Linked DNA regions of Homo sapiens: region 2 is linked to region 1. Evidence: read pairs that join two places in POLR2A ChIA-PET (ENCODE). Cell type or tissue: Panc1. All regions are shown on one strand. Links, peaks and the distances in the headings refer to the core of each region. The heading gives the core; the rest is flanking DNA. Region 1 holds the start of LOC124901758 (a long non-coding RNA gene). Region 2 holds the start of RAB19 (RAB19, member RAS oncogene family).

Region 1 (16,131 bases), core at 4,604-9,603:
ACCCAGGCTGGAGTGCAGTGGCACGATGTCGGCTCACTGCAACCTCCGCCTCCTGGGTTCAAGCAATTCTCTGCCTCAGCCTCCCGAGTAGCTGGCATTACAGGCACCTGCCACCACGCCCGGCTAGTTTTTGTATTTTTAGTAGAGACGGGGTTTCACCATCTTGGCCAGGCTGGTCTTGGACTCCTGACCTCGTGATCCACCAGCCTTGGCCTCCCAAAGTGCTAGGATTACAGGCGTGAGCCACTGCACCTGGCCTGAAACATTTCTCAAGTGAATACACATTAGAATTATCCCCCAAACCTTTCTAGTGAAAAGGGTTGATCGATTGGAAGGGTCTAGATGTGTCACTCCTCAGTCCAAACTGCTGAGTGGGAAATGGGTTCCAGAAAAGGCTTGTCTCCGTTTGGAAAACATAAAGTTGGCCAGCGAATGATGCATTAAGGTCAAGTCTAATCACTGTAAATGTTGTGTCCTCTGCAGCCCGCCTATGAGGCAGCTGGGGCTTCAGCTCTCTGAATTTACAGTCTAAGAATCTGTCTCTGCTTATCCTGCCTTCTGCCCTTTTGTAGGTTAAATGTGTCCCCCAAAAAGATATATTGACTCTTAACCCCAACTACCTGTAAAGGTGACCTTATTTGGAAATAGGATCTTTGCAGATATAATCAAGTTTAAACGAGGTCATACTTAATTAGAGTGGGCCCTACTCCACTATGACTGGGGTCCTTATAAGATCAGGAAACAGAGACAGAGATACACACAACACAGAGGGAAGACAATGTGAAGAGATCTAGGGAGAATGTCCCGTGATGACGGAGGCAGAGATTGAAGCGGTGCATCTACAAGCAACAGACCACCCAGGATTGTTGGTGACACCAGAAGCTGGAAGAGGCGAGGAAGGATTCCCCACTGGAGTCTTCAGAAGGAGGCCAGCCCAACAGAGACCTTGACTGCAGACCTCTAGCCTCCAGAACTGTGACAGAAGAAATCACTGTTTTTTGTTGGCCGCAGCGGCTCATGTCTATAATCCCAGCACTTTGGGAGGCTGAGGCAGTGGATCACCTGAGGTCAGGAGTTCAAGACTAGCCTGGCCAACATGGTGAAACCCCGTCTCTACTAAATATACAAAAATTAGCCAGGCATGTTGGCACACACCTGTAATCCCAGCTGCTTGGGAGGTTGAGGCAGGAGAATCACTTGAACCCAGGAGGCAGAGATTGCAGTGAGCCAACATCATGCCACTGCACTCCAGCCTGAGCAACAGAGCAAGACTTGGTCTCCAAAAAAAAAAAAAGGAAAAGAAATTGCTGTTGTTTTAAGCTCCCCAGGTTGTGGTCACTTTTACACAGCCCTAGCAAAGTCACACATCCCCAGATGGCTTTGTCCTCTCCTCTCCTTCCGGTAATCCCTCCCTGCCCTCGTCCACAGAAATGCAGGTTCACAGAAACACAGGTGTGTCAGTCCACAGCCACAGACCTCCACACACAGCTCCCCAAATGCACACACACACACACACAAATACACATTTTATGTGTAACTACGGAACTGCAGATTACAGATGCTTTCATTCTGTCTCTTTTTTTTAACTTTTATTATGGAAAAAAAATTAACATTCACAAAAATAGAGTGGCGTAATGAACACCCATGTGCCCATCCCCAGCTTTTATGAAGAATTTTGCCCATTGTATTTCATCTAGCCCCCAGCCAAGGTCACTTTGCATGGGGCAGTATGTGGAGCATTTTAAAGCAAACAACACACCATGCCAGGTCATCTGTAAAGCTTTAGTGTAAACAACTTCAGGCGCATTTTTTCGGTCACCTCTGAGGAGTATTTTATTACTGAAGTAAAAGGAATGAATAGAGTTTTATATCTGGGTCCTCTTTCAGTTCTTTTACAGTTCAGTGATTTTTGTCTGCTTGCTTTGTTTTCTCTTTTTTACAATTTTTTATTTAGTGGTTTTAAATATATTCACACAGTTGTGCAACCATCACCACAATCTAATTTTAGAACATTTTCATCACCCCCAAAAGAAACCCTGTACCCATCAGCAGTCACTCCTCATTTCCCTCCTCCCCAACACTCCAGCCTCAGACAACCACTAATCTGCTTTCTGTCTCAATAGATTTGCTTATTTGGAACATTTCATATAAAGGGAATCATACAATATCTAGTCTTTTGTAACTGGCTTCTTTTTTCACTTAGCAAAATGTTTCAAGGTGGGTTTATGCTAAAGTATGTATCAGCACTTTAATCCTTTTCATGGCTGAGTAATATTTTATTGCATGGATATGCCACATATTATTTATCCATTTATCAGTTGATGGACATTTGGGTTGTTTCCATCGTTTGGCTATTATGAATAATCCCACAATGAACACTCATGTACAAGTGTTTGTGTGGACATATGTTTTCATTTCTCTTGTGTACATGCCTAAGAGTAGAATTTTTTTGAACATAACTCTAGGGTTTTTGTTTTGTTGAGACAGGATCTTACTTTGTTGCCCAGGCTGAAGTGCAGTGGTATGAACATGGCTCACTGCAGCCTTGACCTCCTGGGCTCAAGTGATCCTCCTGCCTCAGCCTCCCATGTAGCTGGGACCACAGGTGTGTACCAACATGCCTGGCTAACTTTTGTATTTTTTGTAGAGACAGGGTTTTGCCATGTTGCTCAGGCTTACTCTCAAACTCCCGGGCTCAAGCAATCTGTCCACCTTGGCCTCCCAAAGTGCTGGGACCACAGGCGTGAGCCACCATGCCCAGCCTTGTAACTCTATGTTTAACTTTTTTTTTTTTTTTTTTTGAGATGGAGTCTTACTCTGTTGCCCAGGCTGGAGTGCAGTGGAGCAATCTCATCTCACTGCAACCCCCATCTCTCACTGCAACCCCCACCTCCCAAAGTGCTGGGCTTACAGATGTAAGCCACCACACTAGCCATGTTTAACATTTTGAGGAACCACCAAACTGTTTTCCAAAGTGGCTATAACACTTTACTATTCTACCAGCAATGTATGAAAATTCTAATTTCTCCATAAATTCACTATACTTGTTATTCTCCATCTTTTTTATTATAGCCAACCTGGTGGGTGTAAAGTGATATCTCATTGTGGTTTTTATTTGTATTTCCCTACTGACTAATGATGTTGAGCTTTTTTAATGTGCTTATTGACCATTTGTAAATCTTCTTTGGAGAAATGTGTCTTCAGATCCTTTGCCTGTTTTTCAACTGGGTCATGTCTTTTTGTTGTTGTTGAGTTGTAAAAGATCTTTATATAGTCTGGACGGAAGTCCCTTATTGGGTATATGATTTGCAAATATTTTCTCCCATCTGTGAGCTGTCTTTTCCTTTCTTCCTGGTGTCTTGTGAAACACAAAAGTTTTCTACTGGATAAAGTCCAGTGTATCTGTTTTTTCTTTTGTTGCTTGTGCTTTTGGTGTGGATCTGAGAAACCATTGCCTGACTCAATATCACAAAGATTTAGTCCTATGTTTTCTTCAAAGTGTTTTCTAGTTTTAGCTCTTACATTTAGATGTATGATCCACTTTGAGTAATTTTTTAATATATGGTGTGAGGTAGGGATCCAAACTCATTCTTTTGCATTTGTATTTAGATATTACATTTTGATCCTGTTTCTTTTTGACTTGTTCTATGATATTGTACCTGTTTTCCATAAACCACCTTTTATTTATTTATTTAGACACAGGGGTCTCACTATGTTGCCCAGGCTGGACTCAAACTCCTGGGCTCAAGCGATCCTCTGGCCTCAACCTCCAGAGTAGCTGGAACTACAGACACACACGATCATGCTCAGTTCCACAAATCACCTTTTACATGTCTTTGATGAGACTACACCAAGAGTGATAAAAAAGAAAACCCTAAATGGAGAAACAGTCCACATGAGGAAGTGGTTAGCCCTTCTTTCATTGCCTGTAATCTGTAACTCATTTCTCCAATTTTAGTTTTTTCCCCTTTTCTTATAATATTTTACAATGCAATTTAGCACCTGTTTGATTCAGTCAGTGGTAACTGTACCAATTAGTCCTGACCTAACCTTCAGCTATTCTGTTCTATCCCATTTCTATCTATCTATCTATCTATCTATCTATCTATCTATCTATCTATCCATCCCTCTATCTATCTATTTAGAGTTGAAGTCTCACACAGTCACACAGGCTGGAGTGCAGTGGTACAATCATAGCTCACTGTAGCCTTGAATTCCTGGCCTCCAGTGATCCTCCTGCCTCAGCCTCCTGAGTCTCTGGGATTACAAGCATGAGCCATCAATTTAAAACTTCAATTTGACAAAGACTATGAGCACCAACAATGTGTCTGTTGGTCCTGGGTAAATCAGAGGTGAAAAGACAAGTGCCCCACCCTCAGACTATCACAGCCAAGATGGAGAGAGGTCTGGCATGTAAACAAATAATGAGGGAGTATGAACATAAGAGGGAAGGAGTGATTGTGTGAGGGGGCTGGAAAACCTCATGAAGGGAGGGGATTGGGGCAAAGGCTCAGAGCAGGGCCCAGGCAGGGACCAATGTCTGATGCCAGCTGGGTGAGGCCCTTGTCAATCTGGATACCAGATGCCCCATCTAGAGGAGGCAGTTTCCACTCATCCCCAGCAGATCATATCACTGTAGGTGGACCCAGGAACGTCAAGATAAGTTGAAAAAAATTCTGAGCCAGGCGTGGTGGCTCATGCCTGCAATCCCAGCATTTTGGGATGCCGAGGTGGGTGGATCACCTGAGGTCAGGAGTTCAAGACCAACCTGGCCAACATGGTAAAACCCTGTCTCTACTAAAAATACAAAAATTAGCTGGGTGTGATGGTAGGTGCCTGTAGTCCCAGCTACTCAGGAGGCTGAGGCAGGAGAATCGCTTGAACCCAGGAAGCAGAGGTTGCACTGAACTGAGATCATGCCACTGTACTCCAGCCTGGACAACAGAGCAAGATTCCATCTCAAAAAAAAAAAAAAAAAAAAAAAAAAAAAAGGAAGGAGTTGAAAAAAAGATCTAATTTTTGTGTGGAATTCCTCATTTTTGAAAGTTGTTAATTAATTTGAATTTTAAAACTCTATAGTGGGTTCCCCAAATGTTGCATAAAATTACTATACAATGCAGCAATTCCACTCCCGGGTATACTCCCCCAGAGAAATGAATACAGGGATTCAAACAGATATTTGTAGGCCAATGTTCACTGCAACCCGAAGTGGAAACAATCCAAGTGTCTATCAACAGAGGAACTGATAAATAATATGTGATATATTCATACAATGCAATATTCACCCATTAAAAAAAAGTTCAGTTCTAATGCATGCTACAACATGGACGAACCTTGGAAATCTTATGCTAAGTAAAATAAACCAGCCACAAAAGGACAAATATTATATGATTGCACTACGTGAAATACCTAGAATAGGCAAATTCATACAGACAGAAAGTAGATAAGAGATTACCAAGGGCTGGGGCAGGGAGGTGGGTGGAGGTGCCTAGGAGTTCTTGCTTAATGGTACAGTTTCTGCTTGGGGTGATGAAAACGTTTTGGAAACAGTGGGTGATGTTTGCACAACATTGCAAAAGTAACTAATGCCACTACATTGTACACTTAATAATGGTTAACATGGGGGCTGGGCGCGGTGGCTCATGCCTGTAATCCCAGCACTTTGGGAGGCCGAGGTGGGCACATCATGAGGTCAGGAGATCGCCAGAGGAGTTGAGTCCTGAGCAACTGCAGAGAGGGAGCCTGCTCCTAGGACTTCGTACAAATTCCAAATGGGATATATGGAGTTCTAGGGAAGGCATGTAAATTCAGTAAAACTCATTCCGACTTTAATTAAACAGCCCAGAGCACAGGTCCTATTAGTGGTGGGCTGGTTTCATCTCTTATGTGAAAGAGGTTTACTGAAAAAAGAGCAGCGTGATAGAAATCAAACACAGATCAGGGGGCTCAGCCTGACTGTGCTAACCAAGTCTGTGCCCTTTGGAATCTACGCTGAATGATGATCTCGCTGTGCCTCAGCGTCCTTGCTTCTCAATGGGGCGAAGTCTCTGTCCTATCCAGTTCATGGGATGGCTCTGATGAGAAAAATGAAAGCGATTTCCAAACATTTCACATCTAAGTGCCCCGAATTGTCCCAGGGCTGTGAATTTTACCTATCCTCTGTGCTTTACAACGTTACATAACATGTTTGAAATAAGTGGGTCGTCCACCGGGGTTTGGAATTCACTGTGATCTGGAGACCTGGTCGTATTTATTGTAAGTTTTGACTCCTGAACAAAAAGTGAAACATTATTCGCACTCAAGCTCCTCCTGTGTTCTATCCTTACGCAGGACATCATCCACACAGCACCCCATTCTTCATCTTGCATTGCTCTTTTTGGAAATAAGTATATTTGGATGTTTTGTTACTAAAGCTGCATTCTCCCCGCAGCATGCGTGCTCTGCAGCAACAGGGAAGGGAAAACAGGAACGCTCTGAAGCAGTACATTCCTGCACACCCACACAGAGCCATGGCTTCCTAGACAAGTCCCCGAACCTAGATGTCTGCAGTGTCCTGGCACGCTGCTGGTAAGTGACAGACACAGGCAGGGCTGCAAGGCTAGGAGCTCCCTCTGTGAGGGAGGAACAAGGACACTTCACAGCTTTCACTTGAGTGGATCCAAGAGAATGTTTTGTGAAAGTGGCAAAAGAGGTAAAACGGCTTTTTCGCTGCAGAAGTAAAGTGGGACACCCAGCGAGAGCCTTGCTGAGGGAAACCATGCAGCCTGTGGCCTGGCTCTGGCTGACCAGATGAAGAATGATCCCTTTCTAAGCCTATTATGGCACTAGGATGGTTTTTCAACCCATGATTGTGTTGCGGGTCAAAGCAGGGTAGCTGTGATGAGCCCCAGGCCTGGACCCACACTAGGGAGTTCAGTGTTGAGGGCAGCGGGCCACCCCCTCCCATCATGGCCAGCAATCGGTTGTGGACCAGCCAAGAGGCACGGGGGCACCTGGCCGAAAAATTATCCCCAGAGGCAAACATTTAACAGCTGTGATGTCTTAAATAAATATCATTCTTGCTGAGCAAGGGAAGAAAGAAAAGAATAAACAGAAAAGAGTGGGAGAAAGAAAGAGAACAGAATGCAGATTAGATTTAAGAGGGGCAGATACGATGATGAGGGGTGGTGTCTAGATCAGTGCAGGAGCACTGAGTAGCTCGCTGGGGCTAAGCGGGCCCCACCATCAGACCCGTCCCTAGAGCTGGCAGTGAAGATTCCCCTCTTCTCTAAACGTGCCTAGGGCTTAACGCAGAGGGGAGCCGGGAGTCCTTCAAGAAGCCACGAAGGCTTCACCCTGGCACAGACCCAGAGCAGGCACCCTTTCCTCACTGGCAGCATCCCCTGCAACATCGGCCTCCCCTCTGCTAGGCAGCCCATAGGGCCCAGGGAGGGCACAGAACCGAGCCATGGAGGAAGGGTGATGAGGAGAGGGAGCTGCCTGACTCACCCCGTCCTCAGTCACTTGGATCACGGGTGGGCAGGCCTGCAGATGATGAATCACTGAGAGCTGTGAACGCTATTCTGAGCTCTGCCAAGAACACGAGTGCTCTTGTTGGCACCCTGGCACCCTTCACAGTTTCTCTCCTTCCTTGTCTGGCTGCCAGGAGACATGCATTGTAGGAACTGGGTATCTGAGAGGTTTTTTTTTTAGCCCAACACAGAAACCATCTAACTCTTTCTATTCTTCCTGCTTCTTAACCAGTTCTTGGAAGTCACTGATTGGAAACCGGAACTGAAAGCCACCTCCTTCCCAGCCTAGCTGAGACAGCCTTGCTGAGAAGCCATTCCAGGGCAGGGCAGACCTTATGGAATTTACCAAATGAATCACCTGGCTACGTGTTTGGCTATGTGTCTGAAAGTACCCAGGAATTATGTCAGTTAAGTTCTAGATTCTATAAGGAAAAATCAGACCGGCACCTAGAGCTCTGTAACTGCACAACACATGAGTTAATTTCTCAATCTATCTGGTTCCCATACAGTCTATGAGAACTTTTATCCACTTTCATCTTTCATCCATAGAAAGAGTTAAATGCTGTACAGACTAAATCAAACCCACCACATGCTGCTGGGCTCAGCTACCAGGAATTTAAATAAGAACCTGCCTGTGTGACATTCTCACGCTCCTGTGTATTAAATTGCAAGGGGATCCACAGGGGAAAGTAAGCTGTCCTTCACCTTCTCACTGTCTTGTGTCACAAGCCCTTGGGAATGGGTATTTGGAAAAGCAAAGGTCATGCCTGTATGCTTCAGGAAGATGAGGAGAGTATACGTTCCATTCACAAACATATACTGAATATGAAGAAGGCATTTTGAGGGTTACAGAGATGGAAGCACCTCAAGGAGATTAAATCTAGTAGGAGAGATAAGAAGTGTACACAGATCATTTTAAATAACCACCAGCCAGGCGCGGTGGCTCACGCCTGTAATCCCAGCACTTTGGGAGGCCAAGGTAGGAGGAACACTTGAGGTCAGGAGTTCAAGACTAGCCTGACCAACATGGCGAAACCCCATCTCTACTAAAAATATGAAAATTAGCTGGGCGTGGTGGCGTGTGCCTGTAGTCCCAGCTACTGTGGAGGCTGAGGCAGGAGAATCACTTGAACCCGGGAGGTGGAGGTTGCAGTGAGCTGAGATCATGCTCCAGCCTGGGTGGTAGAGTGAGACTCTGTCTCAAAAAAATAAAATAAAATAAATAAGCACTGAGTCCTATGTGATATGAAAAAGAATTAACTGGTTTGGTGAAAGGCAGGATTCACAAACTGTGCCTTGAAGAATAAGCACAATTTCCACCAGGGAAGACAGAGATGATACCAAAGGTGCAGAGAACTGCCCCATTTTTCTACAAGGATGTGGGGAGATAAAATCAGAGCAGTACATGGGGTTTAGACATGCAGTGCCTTAAATGACAGGCTTAGGAGCTTGGGCTTGATCCAGTGGGTGTGGAGAACCCACAAGGTGACAGGGGTGATCCAATCAGAGCTTCCAGAAGCTTGGTCTGGCAGCTGTGGCAAGATGACTTGAAAGGAACGGAAACCAGAGATAGGGAACCAGCGTCGTAGTTCAGATGGGAACTAATAAAGGCCTGATGAGGGAAGTAACAATGAGATAGAAAAAGACACTTGTGTGTATAATGTTACGGAGATAATTAAACAGAGGCCAAATATTCACCAAATGTGAAGAAATGAAAGAAGAAGAGAAAGGCATCAAAATGATTCTGAAATACTCAAAACCACTAGAGGTGGATGTGTTTTTTCAACTGGAAAAAATGATTTGTAGCCAAATTGATGGAGAAGATTACAGTGCCATCAACAGGCATATGGACCTCAAGAGGAGAAAAAATCGGGGGATGGTTCTCCCTTGTGAGGGTGAGAGGCCATGGAGATGACCAGAACACGGTCGAAAATGCATACAAGCGTGATCAGGGCTGGAGAGAAGGATCCGGGAGTCACCCATGCAGCAGTCACAGTGGGAAGCATGGGACACAGCAAAGAAAAGCGTTCCAAAGGCAGAACTAACCAAACAAAGACCTACACTGACAGAATGGAGGAAACAGAAACAACATGGGGGAAAGCAAAAAAAACGAGCATTTATGGAGTCTCAACCGTATGCTTGTGGTAAGACATTTGCCTATGTTATCCGCAAAGTATTTCTTCCATTTTACAGATAAGAAAACCGAATCTAGTCTACTCCATCAAACAACCCAAATTCCAGAAATCCAAGAGTCATTCTCTGCAAATCCATCTCCCTCACCTCTCAGTCAATTGCAACACACCTTGTTAATACTACCTTCTAATCTTTCTTGACTCGATTCCCTTCTTCCAGCCTTACTTTAGAGCCTTCCTTTAGGTCCTCAGGTGTCCCCTGCTTAGTCAATAGCTTCCTCTCTCCAGGTCTCTCGCATCATGGTCTTACCCATTACCACTCCATCTCCTCTACCACCAAGGGTTCCAACACACAAATCAGTTCTCACAACACCTTCAGAAGCTAGCAAGGGCCTTGGTGAGGTGGCTCTCACTCTCTGGGATCACCTCAACCACTCACTTGCAGGCACCCCATACTCTGGCCTCACAGACCTATCTGTGGCTCACAGAATACAGCTACCTTCCCATCGCTGCACATGTTCCCTGTTTTTCAAGACTATCTCCTACTGTTTTTTAAGAGCAATTCAGGCATCATATCCTCGAGGTGTTCAGACCTTCTCAGGGGCCTGTTTTCTGTACCCTTCACTGCTTTGGCCATACCCCCATCATAGCTCTTACCACACTACAACTTAATCTATATGATTAAATTCAATTTAATCTCACTCTATCTAACACTCAATATTTTCTGGTGAAATTAACGAACGAATCAATTCAAATCCAAGTCTGATTCTGAGGTTCTCATTCTTTCCACTACACAGAGCAGAAAGAGAAACAGGATGGTGCAAGATGACAAAAAGGCAAGAGGCCATTCACAAAACACTCACAGCTAACATCATACTTAATGGTGAAAGACTAGATGCTTTCCTCCTAAAATCAGGAGCAAGACAGGGATGTCTGCTCTCACCACTTCTGTACAACACTGAACTGAAGATTCTAACCAGGGAAATTGGGCAAGAAAAAGATAAGGCACCCAGAGAAAAAGAAGTTAAACTATCTCTATTCCCAGATGACATGATCCTATATCTAAAAACATCCTAAGGAATCCACAGAATTATTAGAACAAATAAGTTCAGCAAGATTGCGGGATACAGATCAATATACAAAGCTCAATTGTATATCTCTATATACTAGTGTTGAACAGCCCAAAATGAAGGTAAGAAAATAATTCCACTTACAATAAAATTTAAAAGAAAAAAATGGCTGGGCACAGTGGCTCATGCCTATAATCCCAGGACTTTGGGAGGTCGAGGCGGGTGGATCACCTGAGGTCACGAGTTTGAGACCAGCCTGGCCAACATGGTGAAACCCCGTCTCTACCAAAAACACAAAAATTAGATGGGCGTGGTGGTGGGCGCCTGTAATCCCAGCTACTCAGGAGGTTGAGGCAGGAGAATCGTTTGAACTTGGGAGGCAGAAGTTGCAGTGAGCCAAGATCACTCCATTGCGCTCCAGCCTGGGCAACGGGAGCGAACTCTGTCTCAAAAAAAAAAAAAAAAGAAAGAAAAAAATACAAAATACATTTAACAGAATAAGTAACAAGACTTGTGCACCAAAAACTATAAAACATCACTGAAAGAAATTAAAGGCATAAATAAATAAAAAGGCATCCCATATTCATGGATTGGAAGGTTTAATATGGTTAAGATGACAATACTCCTCAAATTGATCTACAGACTCAACACAACCCCTATCAAAATCCCAGCTGTCTTGTTTTGTAGAAATTGACAAGCTAATTCTAAAATTCATATGGAAATGCAAGGGACTCAGACTCACCAAAGCGATTTTGAAAATTAAGAACAAAGTTAGAGGACTCACACTTGCTGATTTTAAAACTTACTACAGGCGAGGCATGATGACTCATGCCTGTAATCCCAGCACTTTGAGAGGCTGAGGTGGGTGGATCATTTGAGGTCAGGAGTTAGAGACCAGCCTGGCCAACATGGTGAAACTTCGTCTCTACTGAAAAAATAAAAAATTCAAACTTAGCCAGGTGTGGTGGTGGGTGCCTATAATCCCAGCTACTCGGGAGGCTGAGGCTGAGGCAGAAAAATCACTTGAACCCAGGAGGCAAAAGTTGCAATTAGCCAACAATGCACCACTGCACTCCAGCCTGGGCAGCAAGACCCTGTCTCAAAAAAAAAACTTACTACAAAGCTACAGTAATTAAGACAGAACGGTATTGACATAAAGACAGACATACAGATCAATCTGATAAAATTGAGAGTCCAGAAATAAACCTTTACATTCATGGTCAATTGATATTAAACAAAGATGCCAAAACATTTCAATGGAGGTGAAAGTAATCTTTTCAACAAATGATGCTGGGCAACTGGATATTCACATGTAAAAAAATGAATGTGCCTCCTACTTCATACCATATGCAAAAAATAACACAAAATGGATCATACGCCTGAAAGTAAGGGCTAGAACTATGAAACTCTTAGAAGGAAACATAGGAATAAGTCTTTGTAACCCTGGATTAGGCCAAGATATCTGATATATGACACCAAACCCAAAAGTGACAAAAGGAAAAATAAACTGGACTTCATCAATATTATTTTTTTGTGTGTTTCAAAGGACACCAGTAAGAGGCCGGGCTCACGCCTGTAATCCCAGCACTTTGGGAGGCTGAGGCGGACGGATCACGAGGTCAGGAGATTGAGACCATCCTGGCTAACACGGTGAAACCTTATCTCTACTAAAAAAAAATACAAAAAATTAGCCAGGCGTGGTGGCCGGCGCCTGTAGTCCCAGCTACTCGGGAGGCTGAGGCAGGAGAATGGCGTGAACCCGGGAGGCGGAGCTTGCAGTGAGCCGAGATCGCGCCACTGCACTCCAGCCTGGGCGACAGAGCGAGACTTCGTCTCAAAAAAAAAAAAAAAAGGACACCGGTAAAAAAGTGAAAAGACAGTCCACAGAATGGAAGAAAATTTTGCAAATGCTACATCTGATAAGGGAGTTACATCCAAAACATTAATACATAAAGAACTCTTACAACTCAACAATAAAAGGACAAATAATCTAATTAAAAAATAAAAAAAGACGGCAAGGTACGGTGGCTCATGACTGTAATCCCAGCACTTCGGGAGGCCGAGGCGGGCAGATCACCTGAGGTCAGGAGTTCGAGTTCAGCCTGGCCAACATGGTAAAACCCCATCTCTACTAAAAATACAAAAAAAATTAGCCAGGCATGGTTGTGGTGCCTGTAATCCCAGCTACTCGAGAGGCTGAGGAACGAGAATCATTTGAACCTGGGAGGCAAAGGTTGCAATGAGCCAAGATCGCACCACTGCACTCCAGCCTGGGCAGCAGAGTGAGTCTCTGTCTCAAAAAAAAAAAAGAGCAAAGAAGGTATTTCACCAAAAAGATATTCCAATGGCCAATAAGCACATGAAAAGATGCTCAGCATCATTATCATTAGAGAAATGCAAATCAAAACCACAATAACACACCACTTCAAATTATTAGGATTATTAAAATTTTTAAAAGATAAGCAATAACAAGCGTCAGTGAAAACACAGAGAACCTGGAAGCTTCACAGACTGCCGATGGGATTGTAAAATGATGCAGCCACTTTGGAAAACAGTTTGATGGTTCCTCAAAATGTTAAACATAGAATCACCATGCGATGCAGCAATGCCCCAAAACTAGGTATTTACCCAGGAGAATTTAAAACACGTTCACATCAAAACTTGTACATGAATGCTCACAGAAGCAATATTCAAAATAGCCAAAAAGGGGAAACACAAATGTCCATCAACCGATGAATGAATGAACAAAATGTGGCATATCCACACAACGCAATATTATCCAGCCATAAAAAGGAATGAAGAGGCTGGGTGCAGTGGCTCATACCTGTAATCCCAGCACTTTGGGAGGCCGAGGTGGGTGGATCACCTGAGGTCAGGAGGTCAAGACCAGCCTGCCCAACATGGTGAAACCCTGTCTCTACTAAAAACACAAAAATTAGCCAGGCGTTGTGGGGCGTGTGCCTGTATCCCCAGCTACTTGGGAGGCTGAGGCAGGAGAATCGCTTGAACCCGGCAGGCGGAGGTTGCAGTGAGCAGATATCATGCCACTGCACTCCAGCCTGGGTGATAGAGCAAGACTCTATCTCAAAAAAAAAAAAAAAAGTACTGAAGAACAGATACATGCTGCAACCTAAACAAGCATTTGGCTCAATTGTACCCACAAGAGTTTAATTTATGGAGGTAACCAAGTGACTACACAGAGGTCCATGCCACTGAAAGAAGGCTTTTATGACCTACAGCCCCTGACAGGAGGGGAAGCCAGGCCATGTAGGGCCACATGGGGAAGCACCGATTTTGGACAGGAGGCAGAAGGGTGAGGGAAAAGCCAGGGCCAGAGACTTTATTGTGTTTTCTGCAGGAAAGGCAAGACAGGTCAGGGTTAAACAGTTGAGGACTGACTGCGTAAATAATTTTGCCAGGTTTTAGAGCACAGGGGCTGTCGGCTAGTTGCCTGGTGCCTGTCGCTGGGTTGATTAAGGGCAGGGGAAGATTAGCTTGGTGTGAGAGTTTGATAAAGAAGACCGCTGATTCGTTTGCAAATGAAAGGTGTTCTCCTGGGCCAGGCCTGGGCTTATCTCTAAGAACTGGCTCACTCTGGGAGGGGCAGTGTCTCCCAGTCAGCCAGGCCATGAATGACAAGACATCAAGATTATAGAAAATAAGAAAATATAGTTAATCCAGTAGGCCCGTGATGAATGAATGCCAAATAGACAAATACAGAATCGAAGAAAACACAGAATCACCTTGAAAACATTATGTAAGTAGAAGCAGCCTGTCACAAAAGACATTCTTCCATTCATTGCATCTTTCCATTCATATGCCATGTTTAGAGGAGGAAAATCCATCCACACAAAATGGAAAGCAGTATTTTCCAGAAGCAGGGGAGTGGGGAGAGTGGAGTGGACTGCTAATGGGTGGAGGGTTCCTTTTTGGGGTGATGAAAATGTCCTAAAGTTAGATAGTGGTGATGGTCACATAACTCTGCGAATAAACTAAAAAAAAAAAAAATGAATTTTACATTGTAAAGGGGTGGAGTTTCGAGTATGTGAATTACATAAAATAAAGACAAACAACCCGATGTCCATCAACTGATGACTGGATGCAAAAAATGTGGTATATCCATACAATGGAAATATTTTATGCAATAAAAAGAAATGAAATACTGATACATGCTTCAACACAGATGAACCTTGAAACGATGATGCTATGTGAAAGAAGCTAGTCACTAAAGGCCACATGCTGTTCAATTTCATTTAGAAGAAATGTCTGAAATCTATAGACACAGAAGTGTGATGGATGCCAGGGGTTAGGGGCGTGGAGGAAATGGAGAGTGAGTGCTAATGGGTATGGAGTTTCTTGGGGGGATGATGAAAATATTCTACGATTGATTGTGGTGATTCACAGCTCTGTGAATGTCTCCAAAACCTTTGTGCACTTTAAATGGATGACTTGTACGGCATGTATAAATTATATCTCAATAAAGTTGTTTTAAAAAAAAGATGAGAGTTGTTTAATACTATTAATTGCAAACAGTACATCCATAGAAGAAAAGTGCAGCCTCTGCTTACTAACAGGTCTCTGGTCTGTCTCAGATTTTATAGCTAGAGATGAGGATTCGTGCAGGATCTCACACTTAATCCAGCAAGTAAGAGAGTCACTCTCGGTGTCTAAGCAGCGGAATAACACCGCAAAAGTCCCGTTAACAAGACTATTCTAAGAGTTGAGCAGAGGGCAGAGTGAAGCGAGGCAAGGCTGGGAGCAGGAGCACCAGCGATGAGGCTGTTATCAGTCACCCAGGCACAGGATGGTGGCTCGGAAACAAAAATGAAAGATGAACTGGAAAAGTGAGGAGGAGAAAGAATCAGCAACACCTGGAGGCTGACTACATGAAAAGAGAAAGATGTGCCAAAAATGATCCTTGCGGCTGAGAGCCTGGGGGAATTGAAAGACTGGGCTGCCCCGATAGTTAAGGAGAAACCAGAAAGCGTGAGAATCATGGCCCAGTTGAGGGCCCGTGGTCCAGGAATCAGAACGACTCCATGAATGAGAATCCAGACATGGCTCGATTCCTAAGGTTCCTCAAAATCATTTCAAGCAGCTTACTGAACAAAGACCACTAGGAAAGTTATACTATTTCCTATACGATACACTAGGCGGCAGGTTTGCAGGGACTGGAGAAAACTAGCTATATTAAATTGGGATATCCTAGTGATCTCCAGGGAACCTAAGACTGGAAAATGAGTAACAAATTGGGGCTAGGGCTAAATATTTGGTAGTCATTTGTAGATTTTAAGAAATATTAAAAAGTGAACTTTCTAAGGAAGCACTAGAGCAAGAACAGAGAAAATTAAACATTAAGTAATGTTCTACCTCCTGTTTACCAGGCACTGTACTAGGAGTTTTTTGTTTTTTTGTTTT
Region 2 (16,131 bases), core at 3,858-8,857, 91 kb after region 1:
TGAATCGTTTATTTTTCAGCCTAAAAAAGGTAGCAAATTCTGACACATACTACAACATAGACGAACCTTCAAAAACATTATGCTAAGTGAAATAAGTCAGACATAAAAGGACCAGTACAGTACAGTTCCACTTATATGAGGTAGCCAGAGTAGTGAAATTCATAGAGTCAGAAAGTAGCATGGTGGTTGCCCATGGCTGGAGGGAAGGGGAAATGAGAAATTGTTGTTTAATGGCTATGGAGTTTCCGTTTGGGATGCCAAAAAAGTCCTGGAGATGGATGGTGATGTTGGTTGCACAACAATGTATTTAATGCCATTGAATTGTACACTTAAAAACGGTTAAAATGGTAAATATATATACATAGAGTGAAATACATAGTTTTTTGTGTTATATTTACATATGGGTGTATACATATATATGTGTGTGTGTATACTTCAAGTATATAACCTGTGTCACCACCACTCAGGGCTAGAATGCCTTCTTAGCCATGTGGTGGTGTGTATCTTTAATCCCAGCTACTAGGGAGGTTGAGGTAGGAGGATCACTTCAGCCGCACCTTTGGAGGCTGCAGTGAGCTATGATCGTACCACTGTGCTCCAGCCTGGGTGACAGAGGGAGACCCAGTCTCTTAAAAAAGAAAAAACAGTGTATATATACACACACATTTATACATATGAATGCCTTCTTTCCTGTAGCCCAAGCTATGCTCTTTGTATTTATAGTGACCTTGGTGGAGAGGGTTGGGTGGTAGACAGAGGTAAGATCTCTCTCCCCTTGACTTCCAAAACCATCAGGATATTTAAATATTTGTAACATTTGTTTTCTACCTGTAGATGTTCTCCAAGTGCTCAGTGGGTCTGAGTCAGGTGACTTTTTTTTTAAACAGTAACCACCCCAGGTGCGGTGGCTCACCCCTATAATCCCAGCACTTTGGAAGGCCGAGGCAAGTGGATCACCTGAGGTCAGGAGTTCCAGACCAGCCTGGCCAACATAGTGAAACCCCATCTCTACTAAAAATACAAAAATTAGCTGGACGTGGTGGCGGGTGCCTGTAATCCCAACTACTCGGGAGGCTGAGGCAGGAGAATCGCTTGAACCCGGGAGGTGGAGGTTGCAGTGAGCCAAGATCGCACCATTGCACTCGAGCCTGAGTGACAAAAGCTAAACCTTATCTCAGGAAAAAAAAAAAAAAAGTAACCATTACCAGAAGAAAGACAACATTTGGACACTGAACTTCATGACACTGACACCTAACAGGTTTTATTTCCTGATCACACATTTGGGGCGAATCTTTACCTACACTGGATTTCCACATTGTGCTGGTGGTTCTCACCCTGCAGCAATATTTGGCAGAGTCTTTTGTTTTCTTGCTATACCTGCCAGTGTTGAGTTTATCTCACTCAGAAGAGAGTATCCTGAAAATGGATATGTAACTGGAATTTTGGGTAAGACAAATATTTTCAAATTTATCTGAAGACATCATAGAAGTAATGTTCTTGGACAGTGAATAAATTGCCCTGTATTTCAGTGCTTCTCAAACGTTGCGGACCCCAGCCTACAGTTAAAAAGACATTTCAGGCCAGGCACGGTGGCCCACGCCTGTTATCCCAGCACCTTGGGAGGCTGATGTGGGAGGATTGCTTGATCCCAGGAGTTCGAGACCAGTCTGGGTAACAAAGTGAGGCCCTGGCTCTACAAAAAAATGAAATAAATAGCTGGGCATGATGGTGCACACCTGTAGTCCCAGATATACAGGAGGCTAAGGCAGGAAGATTGCTTGAGCCCAGGAGGTTGAGGCCGCAGTGAGCCATGACGGTGCCACTGCACTTCAGCCTGGGAGACAAAGTGAGACCCTGTCTCAAAAAAAACATTTTTTTTTTACATCACCCTGTAAAATATGCATGTGTACAACTGACCCAAACATTTTGCAAAACAGTAGTCACTGTTACTACACAAGATACATTCTGAAGTTGTTTCTTAATCCCTTCTTGTGAAAATGCTGGTTGCAACCCACAAAGGTTGATTTCATGACTCATTTATAGGTCTCAGCCCACAGTTTGGAAACAGGACACCGATGTAAATATTTTATCCAACAGGGTGTCTCTGTTTCAATTTTGCTTATTGTGTCTATAATGCCATTTAACTGCCTACATATCACATCCTATGTAGTGGAGAAAATCTGGTCCCTGTGATAGACATTGGGAGGCAGTTACTGTTCTAGACTCTGGGGAAAAAATAGTAAGGAAAATTCACCTCAGCTTTATGCTTCTACTGCCAGCATCTGGGACTGATAAACTTGAGGTTTTCTGGACGTCAACCTTTGCTCTATGGTAGAATTTTTGAGGGAGTGAGGCAGACATTTTCTTTTCAGCTTTTTCTTCTCATATACCTTCAAAGTTCTTTTAGTTTTGTTTTTGCTTCCTTCTCTTTGCATCATCTCCTTTCTCTGACTCCTCACAAAGAGATATTCAGATCTACAAAACAAAGACTTAAATTACTTACAATCTGGCCAGGTACGGTGGTTTCATGCCTTGTAATCCCAGCACTTCGGGAAGCCAAGGCAGGAGGATCACTTGAGCCCAGGAGTTTCTTCTCTTTTTTTCTTTTTTTTTTTGAGACGGAGTCTCACTCTGTCACCCAGGCTGGAGTGCAGTGGCGCGACCTTGGCTCACTGCAACCTCCACCTCGCAGGCTCAAGCGATTCTCCTGCCAGAGTAGCTGGGATTATAGGCTCACCACCAGACCCGGGTAATTTTTGTATTTTTAGTAGAGATGGGGTTTTGCCATGTTGGCCAGGCTGGTCTCGAACTCCTGACCTCAGGTGATCTGCCCACCTCAGCCTCCCAAAGTGCTGGGATCACAGGCATGAGCCACCATGCCTGGCCAAACCCAGGAGTGTCAAACCACCATGGGCAACATAGGGAGATCCCAGCTCTAAAAACAATAAATAGTGGGGCATGGTGGTGTATGACTGTAGTCCCAGCTACTTGGGAGGCTGAAGTGGGAGGCTTCCTTGAGCCTGGGATGTTGTGGCTGCAGTGAGCCATAATTATGCCTCTGCACTCCAGCCTGAGCCATAGAGCAAGACCCTGTCTCTAAAAAATATGTATATATAATAAAATAAATTACTTAAGATCTATATCCTCCTTTAGTTGGTGTTATCTCAACTAACAACCCTCAGGCCAGCTGTAGTCCCAGATATTCAGGAGGCTGAGGCAGGTGGATTGCTTGAGCCCGGGAGGTTGAGGCTGCAGTGAGCCATGAATGGTGCCACTGCACTTCAGCCTGGGTGACAGAGTGAGACCTTGTCTCCAAAAAAAAAAAAAAAATTTTTTTTTTACATCACCCAGTACAATATGCACATGTACAACTGACCCAAACATTTTGCAAAACAGTCGCTGTTACTACATGAGATACATTCTGAAATTGTTTCCTAACAAGGGACACCAGGACAAATTGAGAGCAAAGGACGCAAAAGCCCACAAGACAAGGTAAAGTAGAAGAAAGGAGCAGGGGCAGTGTCGTATGGGCCAGCACTGGTTTAATTCACTGGCTGTTCCTTCCTGTGAGGGCTTTCCGCTAGGCCGGCGAAGGCTGGTGAGAAAGCCGGCTCTGCGCCCTGCCCTGTGCTGGCCGCCCTCACCTGGCGCTTTGTACCCTGAGGCAGCTCCGGACTCAGGGCAGGTGGGAGGGATTGCACTTTCCTTTCACTTTCTCAGGACGCCAAACCCGACACCTGGGGCCAGAACTACACTTCCCACCAAGCAGCGAGGCAGGAGGAAGAAGGGGGCACTGGGGGGCTGAAAAGCAAACCCAGAAGAAAGCGAAAACATTACCTGCTGACCAGCAGAGGTGAGAGAGCGAGACAGGTAAGCGACAGGTGAACCAGGAAGGCGAAGGCTGCGGGATGCCGGCGGGAGGACATCATCGGGGTGGACGCTGCCTGTGCCTCCCAGCAAGGCTTGTAGGCTCAATGAAAGGGGGCTTTAGTGGAAACCCTGAGGACTCCTGAGGGTGGGGGGAGACATGGAAGTAAAGTCTCAGCTCAAGTTACAGTGATAAGACCAAGACACCGGAAGTGGAATGGCTGTCTTTAGTTGAAAAGTCAGACAGGAAAAAAGTGGTTTGATTGTGTCTGTTGTCTGCTGGATCATCTACCCATATGTGATTTCAGAGAGGTCCAAGAGAGGTATGGGATCCTTCTTCATCGCCTTAAAGCCCTGGGTTTTTGCATGCAGATTGGACATTTGAGTGCATTTTACCTTGTGTGATGAGACAGAGTGTCCTTGTCTATGACTTTAGAGAAAACCAAAGTAAAACGGAGAGGTGAAGAAGGATGTCACAAGGCAGGGGCAATTTGCAGCACATCAAATGTAATCATTAAGTGGGATCAGGTTTCAGTTACTTTTAGAGCAATTGGATGAGGAGTCCGAACACACTCTCAGGAAGAACAGTTAAAGAGGATGGGGATATTCTCCTTGGGGGAATATTCTTGCTGCTTCAAATATCTGATGGGCTGTCATGTGGAACAGGAATGTGATGTGTCTTGGCAGAGTAAGGATAGCACGGAGCTAGACAGATGGAAACCTCATGGAGGGAGGTGTCAATCCCACAGAAGTGAGAGCTGCCCAGTGCAAAATGGAAATTTTTCAGGAGGTAGTCAGTTCCTTGTGATCAGAGATATTTAAGCATAGGTGGACATTTAAGCCAGGGATGCTGATGGTGGGAGTAAGTTTCAGGTAGGTGACTTGGTCGATTGGTGTTTTCCAAACCTGGCTCATCATCAGAATCACCTGGGGAAGAGACAGAGCAAGAGGGGAGGGGAGGGGAGGGAAGAGAGACAGAGGTTTTTGGTTTTGTGTTTTTGTTTGTTTGTTTGTTTGTTTTTTGAAACGGAGTTTCGCTCTTGTTGCCCAGGCTGGACTGCAATGGTGCGATCTCGGCTCACTGCAACCTCTGCCCTCTGGGTTCAAGCCATTCTCCTGCCTTAGCCTCCCAAGTAGCTGGGATTACAGGTGCATGCCACCACGCCCGGCTAATTTTTTGTATTTTTAGTAGAGATGGGGTTTCACCATGTTGGCCAAGCTGATCTTGAACTCCTGACCTCAAGTGATCCGCCTGCCTCAGCCTCCCAAATTGCTTGGATTACAGGTGTGAGCCACTGCCCCTGGCCTATTTCTTATTATTTTAATAGAGATGGGCGGGGAGGGGGGGCGCAGGGCTCTCATTATATTGCCTAGACTACTTTCAACCTCCTGGCGTCAAGTGATCCTTCTGCCTCGGCCTGCCAAAGTGCTAGGATTACAGGCATGAGCGACTGCGGCCTGGCGCACTAAACATATTTTAAAGTTAAAAACACAAAACACAAAACCTGGCCCAGTGCAGTTTTGAGATCATACCACTGCACTCCAGCCTCGGTGACAGAGCGAGACTCTGTCTCAAAAAAAAAAAAAAAAAAAGAATACTAAGAAATAATTTTTAAAAGAACAAGGTAAAATATGTTTAGCAAGTCTGGGATGAGCTCCAAAAATATATTTTTTCAATGATATTCCCAGATAATTCTGATAATCAGTTAGTTTGTGAAACACTGTCATTAAAAACCTTTATTTTCCAGCCGGGCATGGTGGCTCATGCCTGTAATCCCAACACTTTGGGAGGTCAAGGCGGGCAGATCACCTGAGGTCAAGAGTTCCTAACCAGCCTGGCCAACATGGCAAAACCCTGTATCGACTAAAAATACAAAAATTAGCCAGGCGTGGTGGCAGGCACCTGTAATCCCAGCTACTTGGGAGGCTGAGGCAAGAGAATCGCTTGAACCCAGGAGGCGGAGGTTGCAGTGCAGTGAGCCAAGACCACACCATTGCATTCCAGCCTGGGCAAGAAGAGTGAAACTCTGTCTCAAAAAAAAAAAAAAAAAAAAAGGAAATATATATTTTTCAATGATACTCTCAGATAATTCTGATAATCAGTTAGTTTGTGAAACACTGTCATTAGAAACCTTAATTTTCTGGCGGCGCGTGATGGCTCAGGCCTGTAATCCCAGCACTTTGGGAGACTGAGGCAGGTAAATCACTTGAGGTCAGGCATTCGAGACCAGCCTGACCAACATGGTGAAACCCCGTCTCTACTAAAAATACAAAAATTACCTGGGTGTGGTAGTGCAGGTCTATAGTCCCAGCTACTCGGGAGGCTGAGGCAGGAGAATCGTTTGAACTGGAAGGCAGAGGTTGCAGTGAGCTGAGATCATGCCATTGCACTCCAGCCTGGGCGACACAGCGAGACTCTTTGTCTCAAAAAAAAAAGAAAAAAAAAAACCTTTGGTAAAATATGCCATAACCAGCCTTTGGTAAAATATGCCATAACATTATAGCCATGGTTTTAATTTTGAATATTCTCAAAATCCTAATTTCCTGGTCAAAAAAATTAGGCTCCAAACAGAACAAAAAGGTCATGTCACTCTTCCCCAAGCTGACTTACCAATCACCTCTTATCAGTCCTCGTTGCTAGCTACCTGGATGGTCAGTAGTTTTTTGTTTTTTGGGTGTTTTTTTTTTGAGGTGGAGTTTCGCTCTTGTTGCCCAGGCTGGAGTGCAAAGGCATGATCTCGGATCACTGCAACTTCCGCCTCCCGGATTCAAGTGATTCTCTGGCCTCAGCCTCCCGAATAGCTGAGATTATAGGCATGCGCCACCACACCCAGCTAACTTTGTATTTTTAGTAGAGATGGGGTTTCTCCACGTTGGTCAGGCTGGTCTCAAACTCCCAACCTCAGGTGATCCACCCACCTTGGCCTTCCGAAGAGCTGGGATTACAGGCATGAGCCATCGTGCACGGCCTGGATGGTCAGTCTTACAGCAGTTGGGAATCTTTCTCCCCAGGTGAAATTGACACTAGTGGGACCTCCAATGGCAGGTGAGTCACTGCTGTGGGCATTTCCTCTGCCATTCTCCTGCTCTCCGGGCACTCTGATGGAGCATGTGGCACCTCGTCTCCAGGCCTAGGATATATCACTGCTTTTATCTGATGGTGTTGACCGTCCACTGGACCCACCAGAGAATGGCAGTAGAACCTCTTTATTCCAAGAGCACCCCTAAAGTAAGATCAACACACGTAGGGCAGATGTCAGCTTATGGGGACAACTCCTCTGTGCCCGACTAGCATCATTAGCATCGTCCTCTCACAAGGATGTAGCACTGTGAAGGTAATGACCTCCCTTCGTCTTGTCTTGTACTGGATCCCCAGTTCCTGGTGCTGAATTCCATCCTTTCTTCCTAGTTCTGTTCTAGGTGGCAAGAACCATGCACTTCTCCAGCTCAGCCAGGGCAGCAGATGAGAACTTTGACTATTTGTTCAAGATTATCCTCATTGGGGATTCCAATGTGGGGAAGACGTGTGTGGTGCAGCATTTCAAGTCTGGAGTCTACACTGAGACACAGCAGAACACGATTGGAGTGGACTTTACCGTGCGTTCCCTTGATATTGACGGCAAAAAAGTGAAGGTCAGAGGGCACCGGGACGGGACTGGTTCCACCTTTTTTTTTTTTTTTTTTTTTTTTTTCCTTGAGACGGAGTCTCGCGCGATCTCGGCTCACTGCAAGCTCCGCCTCCCGGGTTCATGCCATTCTCCTGCCTCAGCCTCCAGCCTCAGCCTCCCAAGTAACAGGAACTACAGGCGCCCGCCACCACGCCCGGCAAATTTTTTTTTTTTTTATGTATTTTTAGTAGAGATGGGGTTTCATGGTGTTACCAGGATGGTTTCTATCTCCTGACCTCATGATCCACCCACCTCGGCCTCCCAGAGTGCTGGGTTACAGGTGTGAGCCACCGCGCCTGGCCAGTTCCACCTTTTTTAGCCAGAATTCCCAACAACAAAGCACATGTCTGAGCAATAAAAGATTTCAGTACAAAACATGAAATCATACAAATAGTGGAAGAAAACATGGGAGTATTTATTTTCTCATCATGGAATGGGAAAATCAGGCTTTAAATGAGACACGAACCCAGAAGCCAATAAGGAAAATACTGCTGAATCTAACTGTGAAGGTCAAATTTATACATTTCTCTAACTATATAAAGGTCAAATTTGCTTTTTTGGGGGGGTGGGGGAGTGTAGACAGGGCTTTTTGTTTTTGTTTTTGTTTTCTTGAGGCAGAGTCTCACTCCATCACCCAGGCTGGAGTGCAGGAGCACAGTTTCAGCTCACTGCAATCTCTGCCTCCTGGGCTCAAGCAATTCTCATGCCTCAGCATTCCAAGTAGCTGGATTTACAGGTGCACACCACCACACCGGGCTAAGTTTTGTATTTTTAGTAGAGATAGGGTTTCACTATGTTGGCCAGACTGGTCTCGAACTCCTGACCTCAAGTGATCCGCCCACCTCTACCTCCCAAAGTGCTGGGATTACAGATGTGAACCACCACACCCAGCCTGAGACAGGGTCTTGCTCTGTCACTCAGGCTGAAGTGCAGTGGCACAATCACAGCTCACTCCAGCCTCCATCTCCCCGACTCAAGCGATCCTCTCACCTCAGCCTCCTGAATAGCTGGGACCACAGGTGCACCCCACCATGCCCAACTCCTTTTTTAAATTTGTTGTAGAGACAGGATTTTCCTGTGTTGCTCAGGCCAGTCTCAAACTCCTGGGCTCAAACAATCCTCCCACTTCACCCTCCCAAAGTGCCGGGATTACAGGCGTGAGCCACCAAACCTGGCCTTAAAAGGTCAAATTTTCTAGTGGCCAGGCAAGGTGGCTCACACCTGTAATCCCAGCACTTCGGGAGGCCGAGGCGGGTGGATGACTTGAGGTCAGAAGTTCAAGACCAGCCTGGCCAACATGGTGAAACCCTGTCTCTACTAAAAATACAAAAATTATCCAGGCATGGTGGCGCGTGCCTGTAGTCCCAGTTACTTGGGAGGCTGAGGTACAAGAATCTCTCAAACCTGGGAGGCAGAGGTTACAGTGAGCCGAGATCATATCACTGCACTCCAGCCTAGGCGACAGAGTGAGACTCTGTCTCAAAAAAAGAAAGAGGTCAAATTTTCTGTGTACTCAAAAATGCCATAAACTGCCAGGCACGGTGGCTCATGCCTGTAATCCCAGCACTTTTGGAGGCCGAGGCAGGCGGATCACCCAAGGTCAGGAGTTCAAGACCAGCCTGGCCAACGGGGGGAAACCCCATCTCTACTAAAAATACAAAAAAATTAACCGGGCGTGGTGGCACATGCCTGTAATCCCAGCTGGTCAGGAGGCTTGAGGCATGAAAATTACTTGAACCCAGGAGGCAGAGGTTGCAGTGAGCTGAGATCACACCATTGCACTCCAGCCTGGGAGTCAGAGCAAGACTCTGTCTCAAAAAGATAAAATAGGCTGGGCGTGGTGGCTCACGCCTGTAATCCCAGCACTTTGGGAGGCCGAGGTGGGTGGATTACGAGGTCAGGAGATTGAGACCATCCTGGCTAACACGGTGAAACCCCGTCTCTACTAAAAATACAAAAAATCAGCCGGGCCTGGTGGCGGGTGCCTGTAGTCCCAGCTACTTGGGAGGCTGAGGCAGGAGAATGGCGTGAACCCGGGAGGCGGAGCTTGCACTGAGCCGAGATCATACCACTGCACTCCAGCCTGGGCAACAGAGCGAGACTCCGTCTCAAAAAAAAAAAAAAAAAAAAGATAATAAATAAAAATTTAAAAAATTAAAAAATACTTCAAAGAAATCAACAGAAAGGGCTAGATGAAGCAAGTAACAAAATCTCATTAATTATTGAATCTGGGTGATAGGTGTATGAGGTTCTTTTTTTATGTTTTTGAGACAGGGTCTCACTTTGTTGCCCAGATGGAGGGCAGTGGCGCATGATCTCAGCTCGCTATAGCCTCGACTTCCTGTGCTCAAGGAATCCTCCTGCCTCAGTCTCCCAAGTAGCTGGGACTACAGGCATGCGCCACCATGCCCAGCTAATTTTTGTATTTTTCTTTTTTTTTTTTTTTTTTTTTTTTGAGACGGAGTCTCGCCCTGTCACCCAGGCCGAACTGCGGACTGCAGTGGCGCAATCTCGGCTCACTGTAAGCTCCGCTTCCCGGGTTCACGCCATTCTCCTGCCTCAGCCTCCCGAGTAGCTGGGACTACAGGCGCCCGCCACGGCGCCCGGCTAATTTTTTGTATTTTTAGTAGAGACGGGGTTTCACCTTGTTAGCCAGGATGGTCTCGATCTCCTGACCTCATGATCCACCCGCCTCGGCCTCCCAAAGTGCTGGGATTACAGGCGTGAGCCACCGCGCCCGGCCTTTTTGTATTTTTCGTACAGATGGGGTTTCACCACATTGCCCAGGCTGGTCTCAAACCCCTGAGCTTAAGCGATCCGCCACCTCAGCCTCCCAAAGTGCTGGGATCACAGGCATGAGCCACTGCACCCAGCCTCATTTTTCTATTATCTCTAGCTTTGGTGTATGTTTGCAAACTTTCTCTAAAAAATAAATTTTATATAAATAGTATGAGAATATGAAGAAATTGCTACCCTCAGACACTGTGAGAGGCTGTGTGAATTGGTGCTGCCGCTTGGGTGGCTAATTTGGGAGGTATTATTGTGAGAACATTCCAAACATGAACAGCTTGAGTGTTCCTTTAAAATCAGAACAGTTCGGCCAGTATTATCACCTTTGCCAGTATTCAGATCCACGGGCAGACTCAAAAGATGAGCCCCCAAATCTGGACCAAGTGATGAGTCAGGAGAAAAGGCAAAGAACACAAGACCCCAGGATAAAATAGGCCCACCTCTCGGCCGGGCGCAGTGGCTCACGCCTGTAATCTCAGCACTTTGGGAGGCCGAGGCCAGCAGATCACAAGGTCAGGAGATCGAGACCATCCTGGCTAACACGGTGAAACCCCGTCTCTACTAAAAATACAAAAAAATTAGCTGGGCATGGTGGCGGGCGCCTGTAGTCCCAGCCACTCGGGAGGCTGAGGCAGGAGAATGGTGTGAACCTGGGAGGCGGAGCTTGCAGTAAGCTGAGATGGCGCCACTGCACGCCAGCCTGGGCGACAGAGCGAGACTCCATCTCAAAAAAAATAGGTCCATCTCTCTGACAGCAGCATCCCTTAAATCGGCTGTCCAAGCTTCTGGTTTCCCTGGGCCATGTTGGAAGAAGAATTGTCTTGGGCCACACAAATTACACTAACACTAATGATACCTGATGAGCTAAAAAAAAAAAAAATGCAGAAAAACTCATAATATTTTAAGAAAGTTTGAAAATTTGTGTTGGGCTGCATTCAAAGTTGTCCTGGGCCAAATGTGTCCCGTGGGTTGCGGGTTGGACAAGCTTGTCTTAGATGGTCGTTCCCCAACCAAGGAGGATATCCAAGTCATCCAGGGAGCAACTGAAAGAATAGATCCCTGGGTCCCACCCCAGATCTACTGGGTCTGAATATCTAGAAGTGAGACCCAGAAAACTGTGTTTTTAAGAAGATGTAGGTGAAGGAGTTCCCATTACCTGTGGGAACCCCTGATTTGGACTCTCCTTCCTGTCCTTCTCCAGATGCAGGTGTGGGACACAGCTGGCCAGGAGCGCTTCCGCACCATCACCCAAAGCTACTACCGCAGTGCCCACGCAGCCATCATCGCCTATGACCTCACCCGGCGGTCCACGTTCGAGTCCATCCCTCACTGGATTCATGAGATAGAGAAATATGGAGCTGCAAATGTGGTCATTATGCTGATTGGTATGGCATTTTTGAAGTTTTTAACTTTTGTTTACTCTCCTCTGAGGATGCTCAGCTTTCTGCATGTTTCTAATGACAGTGGAAAATGAAATCTTAAAAGTGTAAGTGATGCAGCCGGGCACAGTGGCTCACACCTGTAATCCCAGCACTTTGGGAGGCTGGGGCGGGCGGATCACGAGGTCAGGAGATCCAGACCATCCTGGCTGACACGGTGAAACCCCGTCTCTACTAAAAATACAAAAAAATTAGACAGGCGTAGTGGTGGGCGCCTGTAGTCCCAGCTACTCGGGAGGCTGAGGCAGGAGAATCGCTTGAACCCAGGAGGCAGAGGTTGCAGTGAGCCGAGATTGTGCCATTGCACTCCAGCCCGGGTGACAGAGCAACACTCCGTCGGGGGGAAAAAAAATGTGTAAGTGATGGATAGGGCCTCAGAAAGTGCCTTTAAGCTGGATGCCACCATGCCCAGCCCATTTTTTTTTTTTTAATTTTTTGTAAAGACGGGGTTTTGCCATGTTGCCCAGGCTGGTCTCGAACTCCTGGGCTGAAGTGATCCCCCTGCCTGGCCCTCCCAAAGTGCTGGGATTACAGGCATGAGCCATTGTGCCTGGCCCTTTATTTTTATTTTTGACATCTCTACTGCAGAGTGAACAGGTGAGTTTTGTTTTTTAATTTTTTATGGGTATCTAGTAGGTATATCTATTTATTGGGTACAGTGGGTTCTTAAAAAGAAAGAAGAGGCAATTTCTAAGTGTTTACCAATAATTTACATTAAAATACATAAACATAGATGGGGCGTGGTGGTTCATGCCTGTAATCCCAGCACTTTGGAGGGCGAGGCAGGTAAATTGCTTGAGCCCAGGGTTTCAAGACCAGCCTAAGCAACATGGCAAAACCTCATCTCTACAAAAAATAAAAAAAATTAGCTGAGCGTGGTGGTGCACACCTGCAGTCCCAGCTACTCAGGAGGCTGAGGTGGGAGGATTGCTTGAGCCCAGCAGGCAGAGGTTACAGTAAGCTGAGACTATACCATTGCACTCCATATGGGTATCCAGTTTTCCCAGCACCACTTATTGAAGAGACTGTCCTTTCGCCAACATATGTTCTTAGCACCTTTGTCGAAAATGACTTTACTGTAGATGTATAGATTTATTTCTGGATTCTGGATTCTGTTCCATTGGTCTATGTGTCTGTTTTTATCAGTACCACACTGTTTTGGTTACCATAGTTCTGTAGTATAATTTGAAGTCAGGCAATGTGATTCCTCTAGGTTGGTTCTTTTTGCTCAGGGTAGCTTTGACTATTCTGAGTCTTTCATGGTTCCATATAAATTTTAGGATAATCTTTTCTATTTCTGTGATGAATGTCTTTGGGCCAGGCACGGTGGTTCATGCCTGTAATCCCAGCACTTTGGGAAGCTGAGGCGGGAGGATAGCTTGAGACCATCCTGGTCAACATAGTGAGACTTCATCTCTACAAAAACTAAAACAAAACAAAATAGTGAGATGTGGTGGCACAGGCCTATAGTCCCAGCTACTTGAGAGGTTGGGGTGGGGGGAATCACTTGAGCCTGGGAATTTGAGGCTGCAGTGAGCTGTGATCATACCACTGCATTCCAGCCTGGGTGAGAAAGCAAAACCTGGTCTCTTAAAAAATAAATAAATAAATAATAAAAGGCAACTGTTATGTCCTAGTAGAGCAAAGATGGGAGAGCTGTGCCATGGCATACAAACGGCCGGGGTGGACAGGTAGATGCAGCCCATGCCCTCCAGGGACAAAAGGAAACCCAGCAATGGTGGCTCCCAGAGAAAGGCGGAATGCACGCATCTCACTTGGGAATGAAGCAGTTCTAAGCTACATGCGGTTTCCCCAGGAATGTGGACCAGATCCACCTTTGTATTAAGGTCATGCATCTCGAGGACACAGTGGAGGCAGTTCTTCCTCAGGGCTGAGTGGGAAGCTGCCCAACCTCAGATGCCTCCCTCTGTGCTACCTTCTCTCTTTTTTTGAGACGGAGTCTTACTCTGTTGCCTAGGCTGGAGTGCAGTGGCATGACCTCGACTCACTGCAATCTCTGCCTCTCGGGTTCAAGCAATTCTCCTGCCTCAGCCTCCCAAGTAGCTGGGATTACAGGCTCCCGCCACCACACTCAGCTAATTTTTATTTTAGTAGAGACAGGATTTCACCATGTTGGCCAGGCTGATCTCGAACTCCCGACCTCAGATGATCTGCCTACCTCAGCCTCCCAAAGTGCTGGGATTACAGGCATGAGCCACCACCCCCGGCCCCTCTGTGCTATCTCTGAAGGCAGCGACCTGTCTCCAGCCCACAGGATCCCAGCTGCCTCTCCCCCAGCCAGCTCCGTCTTTAATCACTCTGTGAAACAGATGCATCAGAGAAGGGTGACAGATGCCAGGATGTTGCAGGATTTCCAGGAATCTCAGAATGTTTGCTTGGTATTTATACCCTAGTCTGTCTTTCATAACAAGCATCTCTGCCTCACTTCTTCCTTGGTTCTAGAAATGCCCCCAAAGATGATTTGGAGTGTCCTAGTCTCCCAGTTTATAAGGTGTCCATGCCAGAGGGCTGACACAGCAGCCTTCCTGTTTTCTGTTCGTGGCCTCCCTGCCTGAATCCAGAAAAATTCGTGTTGTCCCTCACGGAAGTGTCCCGGCACACATTGCCTCATACACGTGCTTCTTTCTGTCTCAGAAGTTTATCCCCAGCTCCTTGAAGCCACTTTATCAGCACAGGAATGACCCCGGTGTCAGGGGTTGATTGCATGTTGATTTATACAGCTGTTCCTCCTCTAGCTGGCTACAGGGGGCCCAGCTCCTCCTAATGTCCCCATGTAAAACCCTCAGAGGCCCCCATTTCCCTTAGAATGATGTACATATTCCTGAACATGGTTCACAAGGTACTTCAGGTCCCAGCCCTGCTTTCTTCTGGGGGTGTCTGGCTTCCCATCTTTCTCCTACCCTCACTCCATCAGACCTGACCTCTTTTTTTTTCTTTTCTTTTCTTTTCTTTTTTTTTTTGAGACAGGGTCTTGCTCTGTCGCCCAGGCTGGAGTGCAGTAGTGCAATCTCGGCTCACTGCAACCTCCACCACCCGGGTTCAAGTGATTCTCCTGTCTCAGCCTCCCAAGCAGCTGGGATTACAGGCACCTGCCATCACGCCCAGCTAATTTTTGTGTTTTTAGTAGAGACAGGGTTTCACCATGTTGGCCAGACTGGTCTCAAACTCCTGACCTCAAGTGATCCACACACCTCGCCTCCCAAAGTGCTGGGATTGCAGGGAGCCAACCTTTTTTGTAGGTTATCCTGGATGCTCTGTCTCATAACTTTCTTCAACATCTGATATTTGTCCCTCTAAAGATCTCAGCCAAACTTTCCACTTAAAGTCCTGTTATATTACAGGTCCACAATCACTCAACAAAAACCCTCAGGGCCAAATATTTCAGAGTTCAGAATTTGTCAGATTTTAGAAAAATGTACTCTGTGTTACATAACACCCTCAGCAGGGTCTGGGCCAATGCCGCATGGCCAAATACATTACTATTTATGCAGTCAGATGTGTAAATAGTCATACAGAGCAGGTTGAATAAAATCTTCAATGCTGGGCATGGTGGCTCATGACTGTAATCTCAGCACTTTGGGAGGCCAAGGCGGGCGGATTATTTTGTAATAAAAATACAAAAATTAGCCAGATGTGGTGGTGCACGCCTGGAGTCCCAGCTACTCAGGAGGCTGAGGCAGGAGACTTGCTTGAACCCGGGAGGCGGAGGTTGCAGTGAGCTGAGATCACACCAGTGCACTCCAACCTGGGTGACAGAGCAAGACTCTGTCTCAAAAAAAAAAAATTATTCAAGCCAGGTGTGGTGGCTCACGTCAGTAATCCCAGTAGTTTGGGAGGCTGAGGTGGGGGGTTGCTTAAGGCCAGGAGTTCAACATCAGCCTGGGCAACATAGCAAGACCCCATCTTTATTTTTATTTTTAAAACAAACAGCCGGGTGCAGTGGCTCACGTCTGTAATCCTAGCACTTTGGGAGGCCAAGGCGGGCAGATCACCTGAGGTCGGGAATTCGAGACCAGCCTGACCAACATGGAGAAACCCCGTCTCTACTAGCTGGGCTTTGTGGTGGGCACCTGTAATCCCAGCTACTCAGAAGGCTGAGGCGGGAGAGTCGCTTGAACCCAGGAGGTGGATGTTGCAGTGAGCCAAGATCACACCATTGCACTCCAGCCTGAGCAACAAGAACAAAACTCTGTCTAAAAAATCAATCAATCAATCAAACAAAAAAAAACTTCAAATAGCTAGTTTAGCTCAGATTTTACTGTCAAATGAATTATCAAGAAATGCACTGGTTACAGCTGCCCAGGAGTGGAGTTTCAGAGTTTAGGGGATTTGGGGGTTGTATACCA

Evidence for each region. ChIA-PET counts read pairs that join two places held together with the same protein. Peaks named below come from ENCODE experiments on the same cell type or tissue, not always from the same donor. Only the 100,000 strongest peaks of a DNase experiment are listed, where the experiment ranks them.
Region 2: POLR2A ChIA-PET joins it to region 1 with 7 read pairs; 2 of 35 experiments call an interaction of 5 or more read pairs at or near these places.

What each region holds. Positions count from the first base shown.
Region 1 is chr7:140,308,767-140,324,897 of GRCh38, forward strand. It overlaps LOC124901758 (a long non-coding RNA gene), which reads right to left and starts at 8,476. Exons shown (of 2, transcript XR_007060560.1): 1 at 7,489-8,476. In Panc1, for the core only: no CTCF peak of the experiment used is centred there; a DNase peak (open chromatin) is centred at 7,665; H3K4me3 peaks cover 1,386 bases.
Region 2 is chr7:140,400,348-140,416,478 of GRCh38, forward strand. RAB19 (RAB19, member RAS oncogene family) reads left to right here and starts at 3,711. Exons shown (of 4, transcript NM_001008749.3): 1 at 3,711-3,870; 2 at 7,277-7,500; 3 at 11,527-11,710. The coding sequence starts at 7,300. LOC124901759 (a long non-coding RNA gene) reads right to left here and starts at 4,121. Exons shown (of 2, transcript XR_007060561.1): 1 at 3,838-4,121; 2 at 1,236-2,475. RefSeq lists enhancers at 3,284-3,785, 3,786-4,285. In Panc1, for the core only: no CTCF peak of the experiment used is centred there; no DNase peak of the experiment used is centred there; H3K4me3 peaks cover 446 bases; H3K27ac peaks cover 406 bases.